Linked DNA regions of Homo sapiens: region 1 is linked to region 2. Evidence: chromatin loops called from intact Hi-C (ENCODE). Cell type or tissue: IMR-90. All regions are shown on one strand.

Region 1 (4,000 bases), 1.5 Mb before region 2:
TTATGTCAATATATTATACATAGGTGTAGGCACCAAAAATTTTTGTGGTTAGTCACCCAAACTAGATTATAAAGGCTTTAATATTTCCCTGCACCTTTTATTCGTTATTCTTCATGGCTCCTAGTACAATATCATGAAAATAGTAAATGCCCAGTTGATGCCTCCTCAAGGAGTTATCAAGTGAATTGAGTGACTAAAGCAGAAGATGGAAAGAACTACAAAATTTGATGTGGCACATCAAAATAACTTGCGCACTGTTTTGTTTTTAAATTATAATTCTTGTAGGCATGTCTATGTCTTCAACTAGACTATAAGTATGTTGTCACTAGGAGCTGTATCTCATATTCCCTTTATGTATTCTCATATTCCCATCAGAACAACTTAGGGACAAATCATGGATTGATTAAAAATAAAACTTCATATGCTAAAGAACCAAAACCACATAAAAATGTCAAAGAAGACAAAATAGAGAATACATCTGCATCCTAAACAAGCATTTTTAGAGCCATTACCCACATTTTAAATAGGCCAAAGTGTCTCAGTCTGAGGAAAAGGATTATAGCAAAGCAAGCATTGTTTTTGGTGGTGGCAGTAGTCTTCACTTTTTGTTATATTAGAAAGTGCAAGACAATAGTCAGGCGTGGTGGCTCACGCCTGTAATCCCAGCACTTTGGGAGGCCTAGGCAGGTGGATCATTTGAGGTCAGGAGTTCGAGACCAGCCTGACCAATATGGTGAAACCCCATCTCTACTAAAAATACAAAAAGTTAGCTGAGCGTGGTGGTGGGCACCTGTAATCCTAGCTACTTGGGAAGCTGAGGCAGGAGAATCGCTTGAACCCAGGAGGCAGAGGTTGCAGTGAGCCGAGATTGTGCCACTGCCCTCCAGTCTGGGCAACAGAGCGAACTCCGTCTCAAAAAAAAAAAAAAAGAAAAGAAAAGAAAAGAGAAGAAAAAGAAAAAGAAAAAGAAAGAAAAAAAAAGTGCAAGAAAGTAACAAGAATGTTTGTCATTTTTTAAAAATGAAACCTCGGCCGGGCGCGGTGGCTCACGCCTGTAATCCCAACACTTTCGGAGGCCGAGGTGGGCAGATCACGAGGTCAGGAGATCGAGACCATCCTGGCTAACACAGTGAAACCCCATCTCTACTAAAAATACAAAAAATTAGCCGGGCGTGGCGGCAGGCGCTTCCCAGCTACTCGGGAGGCTGAGGCAGGAGAATGACCTGAACCCAGGAGGTGGAGCTTGCAGTGAGTCCAGATCGCGCCACTGCACTCCAGCCTGGGCGACAGAGCGAGACTCAGTCTCAAAAATAATAATAATAAAATAAAATAAAAAATGAAACCTCTAGACAATATATTGTAGAACAGATAGATACAAATGCGGGTCATCTCTTTGTTTTTGCTGAGTCTGATAACATTAAGGTGAACACTGAACAGCCATCTGCTAAGTAATTAAACCTGCCGCTTATTAATGTAACTCTTGTATTAGTTCAGCATTGATGAACAATTTAATGGGTTGAGAAATTGCAGATTCAATTTCCTGTGTCACTACTCTCTCGTGTTCCCATAATCAAGTTAGATATGTTTTTACCCAAAACTATGTTAAATCAAAATAGTGTTAAAAAGAAGAGTCAATATTCTGATATACCACAAGATGGGGATGTTACTCCATCTTAAATGTCCCCATTGCCCTGCTCCCGCATCCCAACCCCTGTTTTGTTTCAAGATATTTAAAACTCTCCTGAAGACTAAATTTGGGTTTTCTTTCTCAAAAATTAAGATTTCAGATCATCTATGTTTCCAAATGAAGTTAGAATCAAACCATCTATAAAACAAAATGGAAACAGGGATATCCACTTTAAAATGTGTCAGGGATACACGCTTTAAAATGAGTGTATCTTTGTTTTTCTGCAGATTATATGCATTTGAATTTTGAACGGAGCTTCATGGTGGGCGTGTGTGTGTGTGTGCGTGTGTGTGTGTGTTTTATTCCGCAGGTGCTTGTTATCCTGTCTCTTCATCCACATGAAAGCCTCCTACATAGTAATTTTGTGAGTCCCTGTAATTGTCTCTCCCTTTTAGCTGTGCTAGTTCACATTTGCAACTCCAGTATGAAGTGAGTATGTGTGTTTGCGTTTCTTTGTCTTGTGAACATGTGACTGTGTCATCCTTTGTTTCTATTCTTCCTTATCTCTTCTGTTTTTCCATTTAAAAAAATCTTAATACAGCAAAGGTATCTGGTAGTCTATAATGATGCTAAAAAATTTCTTTCCTTTCACCCACTATGTCTCTCCATAATAGTCACTAAAGGTCTGATTTTTAAAATTAGTTGTTATTATCAAATTGAATTAGGAAATGAGAATATTTTATATGTTTTATATGCTCCCTGGTGTGTCTTGCATGTATGTGTGTATGTTTATTGATTTTTTTATTCCTCTGGGTGCTTTGTATTTAATATAAGAGGGGTTCCTTATTCAATTGTTTTACATACTCCCTGGACACTGACTTAAAAGAAAATCTCCTTTTGATCCATTACGTCAGTCAGAAATCGCTGTTTCCAGGGGAATTTAAATTGGTTTTCTCAGCAATTTATTATTTTATAAGAAGCTTGGCTACCCTACTAATCAAAATTTTATATTCTTATTTAACATGGGATTAAATTGCCTAATTCTACTATCAAATTCATAAAATATTTTCTTTTAAAAAAGTAACTATGTTCTTTCACTCCTATTCAACATTACACTGAAAATCCTAGCTGATAAAACAGGACAAGATAAAGAAATAAAAGGCATAAGATTGAGTAGAATAAATAAAACTGTCTTTGCCCATGGATGACATGAATGTTTAGGTAGAAAATTCCAAAGAATCAACACACAAAAAAACTACAGGAACTAATAAGTGATTATAGAAGGTTTCAGGATACAAGGTTAATATACAAAAGTCAATTACTTTCCTATACCAGCAATGAACAACTGAAATTTGAATCTAGAAACGCAACAACATTTACATTAACACTGAAGAGTGAGAGAAGAAATACTTAGGCATAAACCTAACAAAATATATACAAATCTGTAATAGCAAAACTACAAAACTCTGATGAAAGAAGATTTAAATAAATGGAGTTATTCCATGCTCATGGATAGGAAGACTCAATATTTTCAAGATATCAGTTCTTCCCAGCTTGATCTAAAGTGTCAAGAAAATCTCAACCAAAATCCCAGCAAGTTATTTTGAGAATTGATTATTAAGAGATTCTAAAGTTTACATGAAAAGGCAATAGAGCCAGATTAGTTAGTGCAATGCTGAAGTGGAAGAATGAAGTCAGAGAACTGACACCACATGACTTGGAGATTTACTATAAAGCTATAATGATCAGAACAATGTGGTGGTGGAAAAAGAATAAACAGATAGATCAATGAATAGAGAGCTCAGAAATAGACCCACACAAGTATACTCAACTGATCTTTGACAAAGGAACAAAGGCAATTCAATTGAGAAAGAAGAATATTTTCAACAAATGATGCTGGAACAATGGAACATCTACATGCAAAAAAAAAAAAAGAAGCTAGACACAGACTTTACACCCTTCATAAAAATTAACTCAAATGGTTTCATAAGCTTAATTGTAAAATTAAAGCAATACAACCTCTAGAAAAAAAAAAAAAACAACAACATTGTAGAAAATCTAAGTCACCCTGGGTTTGGTGATGACTTTTTAGATAAAATACCAAACGTATGACTCATGAAAGAAAAAAGTAGTAAGTTGGACTTCATTAAAATTAAAAGCTTCTGTCGGGTGTAGTGGCTCATGCCTGTAATCTCAGCACTTTGGGAAGCCAAGGCAGGCAGATCACTTGAGGTCAGGAGCTCAAGACCAGCCTGACCAATATGGTGAAACACCATCTGTACTAAAAATATAAAAATTAGCCAGGCATGGTGCCACATGCCTGTAGTCCCAGCTACTCAGGACTCTGAGACACAAGAATCACTTGAACCCAGG
Region 2 (4,000 bases):
GACTTTTTTTTTTTTCGTAGTTCTTACAGGTTGAGGAAGTTTCCCTTCTATTCTGATTTTGTTTAGTGTATTTTTCATGAAAGGGTGCTAGATTTTGTCAAATGCTTTTTCTACATGTATTTAGATGATCATGCTGTTTTTGTCTTTTGTTCTACTGATATGGTTTATTACATTGATTGCTTTTGAATTTTGAACAACCTCGCATTCCTAGAATAAACCTCAGTTAGTCATGGTATATAATCCTTCTTAAAGGTTGCTGAATTTAGTTTCCTAGTATTTTGTTGAGGATTTTTGCCTCCATATTCAAAAGCGATATTGTTCTGCAGTTTTTTTTTTTTCTTGTGATGTCTTGGTCTGGTTTTGGCATCAGGGTAATACTAGCCTCATGGGATGAGTTGGGAAATGTTCCCACCTTATTCATTTTTTGGAAGAGTTTGTGAAGGATTGGTATTAACTCTTTTTTAAATGTTGGGTAGAATTCATCAGAGAAGGCATCAAGTTTTTAGTATATTCACAGAGTTGTGCAAAACTCACTAGAATTTAATTTTAGAGCATTTCTGTCACTCCCCAAAGAAACCCTGTAGTCACTAGCAGTAACACCTCACTTCCCTCAGCCTCAGGCAACCACTACTTTATTTTCTCTCCTTGTAGATTTGCCTATCCTAGACATTTTATATAAGTTAAATCATATAATATGCAGCACTTTATGACCAGTTTCTTTCACTTAGAAGACTGTTTTCAAGGTTCATCAATCCGTGTGTCACTACTTCATTCATTTTAGCTGCTGAATCGTATTCCACTGCATGAATATACCACATTTTGTTTATCGTCTGTTGAGAGACATTTGGGTTGTTCTCACATTTGCCTATGATAAATAATCCTGCTATGAACATTTGTGTAAAAGTTTTTGTATGGATTAGCAATGTTTTGTTTTTAAAATGATATTTGCAGCAGATTTTTATCTAGCACTTTAGTTGTTTTCATCAGCTGAATTGCCAGAAACATAAATCAAATTTTGCTTTTCTCACTGAGCTTGTACTACCTAATTGGAGCAAGGAATGTGGTCAAAGGATGTGGTGGCCTAGCATAAAGAGAATCTCTAGCAGTTTCATACCTGAGGGCTTTATGCAGGGGAATACAGGACCCTAAATAAAGGAACAAAGAAATCCATCCATCCATCCATCCATCCATCCATCCATCCATCCATCCATCCATATACTTCATTCATTCATTAACTAATAGTTTTTGAGCATCTACTGCATATGGGCCAGGCCCTGTGTGAGGGAGGCTGAAAATTCAAATGAATGTAAGACAGACCTGGTCTCTACCTTCTGAGAGCTTACATTTTAACAGAAAACAACCAAACAGGCAAATTTCCACACAGTATGATAGCTACAATGCAAATGGAAGAACAGGGGCCTATGGGAGCAAAGAGGAGGGCTCACCACCCAGTGGGGAGAGGGCCGGAAGTCTTCCCAGAGGCAATGGGAGCTACAGAAGAACTTCAATTGTGTATTGGTGAGGTAGGGGGTTGATGTGGGGGTGAAACTACCCTGCAACATTGAGTTCTTTATCTAGGAACCCTGATGGAGCAATGAATTTCAAAACCCGGGTCCATCTTTTGATAGAACTGCCCAAAATGAGTTTAACACGGTGCTTGGCAGACACAGAACAGGTGCTCTGTGTGTGTGTGTGTTTGTGTGTGTGTGTATACACACATATATACATAATGAATCCACGGTAAACCTAACTGTACACCCACCCCAGTTCATTGTAATCTAGGTGTCTTCCTAGATTTGCAAACCGCTGATAAGAGATTTTTCTTTTTCAAGAGCAGAGATGAATTAGAGAATATAAAGCTTGTTCTTCAAATCAGTTATCTAAACTGCAGGGCTGTCCAGTAGAAATTTCTGTGATGACAGAAACGTTCTAGACTTGTGATCTCTTACATGATAGTCACTAGCCACAAGTAGCTACTGAGTGCTTGAAATGTGGCTAGTGTGACCGAGTCACTCAGTTTTAAATTTTATTTAATTTTAATTAATTTCAATTCAAGCAGTCAGATGTGACTAGTGGCTACCGTGTTGAATAGAACAGCAGAAACACTGTTGCTACTAAAAGTGCATTATGAATGCACTTTTCAAAGAGCTTTACCTCTCTTATCCCTTATTGTCACTTGATCCTCACAACAGTCCTGTGAAAGATGTATACCAGGCACCATTCATCTCATTTTACAGATAAGGAATCTGAGGCCCAGAGAGGTTCCCAGCTAAAGACTGATCTGGGCCTGGAGTCCTGGGATCCTGAACAATTAAGGAGACTGGTGTTCTTGCCCTCCAGCCATCAGAGGATGACTGTAAGGCCCAAATAATGTCTTGTCTCATTGCTATGAGTGTATAAAGGATTGAGCAGATGCCTGGAGCTAGCATTGGAGTAGCAGAATTTCCAAGTCCAGATCCTAGGGAGAATGGTGGTCATTCCCATGATGGGCCACTAGAGGGGGCTTGCTGCTCTAACACGAGGTTATTTCTTTTTAGTTATTACCTTTATAGTTCAGGGTGCCAAGACTTTGCAGCACATCTTTTCAAGGTGGAACAGATGGTTAACTTCTTGGCAATATTTCTATGTCATTTGCAGATGTTGGCTCAAAAATACCTTTCCTTGAGGTCCAAATGTACTGATTAAGTTCAGTTTTTTGGCCTAAAGTTATTTAGAGGCAAATTTCCAAAATATCATTAAGCCTTACCAGCCATTTTCTGAAAGCAGGCTTGAATAGGAGGAAAAAAGAACAAGTGAGTAATGGGAAGAGGAACAGAGTTGTGAAGAGGTAAAATTTATGGAAAAATTAGGTCACTGAAAAAGGAGAAGAGGAAAATGAAGATAAGCCTTATTATTAGTTTAATTCCTCTTTCACTGTAACAAGAAAAACACACAAGAATTTAAAGGCACTCCAATTATCTTACCTGTGGCTGGATAGGGAGGACTGCATGTCCCCCTGGGACAAGGCCACAGTCTCTGATTTTTAATACTTCCATCTTATCCCAAGAGGAGACACTCTCCCCCAGGACTTAAGCAACACTTCTTGCCTATTTTCCTGTTCAAAATTATAAACAAGGTAGACAGGGAGGCAACACTGCTTGCATTCTATCAGAAACTGAGCCTTGGATTGCCCGATGACCTGCCCAAGACCACTGAGCTAGTAAATAGGAGAACCAGATTTACAGCCGGGTCTATGTGACTTAGCCTGACAATGTACAGTTGTGCAGGTTATTCTCTATCTAGTAGCAGGAAGTGACATGTACATAGGTATCTCCATATATATATATATATATATATTCGCTATTTTCCAGCAAATGGCAATCAACTGACTTGAGGGAGGAATACCCATTGTCTAATTTGCAAAAGATACCATTTGAGCTCTCAGTAGCCCTGGTATGGCTGCTGTCACTCCTCTATCCACAAGGAAGCGAAGCTATGACAGGCTGTTCCAAAAGCCCAGGAACTCAGCCTTGAGGGCTGCTCCTGCTCAGTCAGCGTCCTCATGCACATTTGTGCAGACTAATTTCAAGGTCTACTGAGAACCTTCTGACTCCAAGCCAGGCCTTTGGGTACGGAAAGAGGCTAGAGGTCAGAGAAAGATGCCATTGGTGAAGAAGAATTTGAAAAAAAAAAATCTACCAAACAAGAACAAAAAATCCACTCCCTCTTGACCAGGAAGGAGCAGAAGCACAGTAGGGTGACAAAAATACATGGACTCTAGAGCCAGCCAGACAGTGGGTCAAATCCAGGCTCCGTTACTCACTAGCTGGTTGACAGGCAGTGAGTCACCTTATTTCTCTGAGCCTGTTTCCTCATCTGTAAATGATGGGTGGTTGGCTGCATGCTCTTTCAAAGGTTGTTGTGATGATTAAATGAAATAATACATGTAGAGGATCTGACATGGTACCAGGCATGGTCAGGGTTTTTTAAAATTCAGCCACTGTATTGCTATTTGATGTCA

The links. Hi-C counts contacts between places; a loop is a spot of excess contacts. Peaks named below come from ENCODE experiments on the same cell type or tissue, not always from the same donor. Only the 100,000 strongest peaks of a DNase experiment are listed, where the experiment ranks them.
Region 1: it touches region 2 in a loop (6-fold over the local background); 2 of 110 quality-filtered maps call a loop at or near these places.

Annotation. Positions count from the first base shown.
Region 1 is chr11:96,424,638-96,428,637 of GRCh38, reverse strand. No RefSeq gene overlaps it. Among named protein-coding and RNA genes, the nearest start is that of JRKL, 37 kb to the right of the region's middle. RefSeq lists a silencer at 813-1,025. In IMR-90, a CTCF peak has its summit at 1,660; a DNase peak (open chromatin) is centred at 1,677.
Region 2 is chr11:94,895,958-94,899,957 of GRCh38, reverse strand. No RefSeq gene overlaps it. Among named protein-coding and RNA genes, the nearest start is that of CWC15, 76 kb to the left of the region's middle. In IMR-90, a CTCF peak has its summit at 2,498 (motif pointing right); a DNase peak (open chromatin) is centred at 3,827.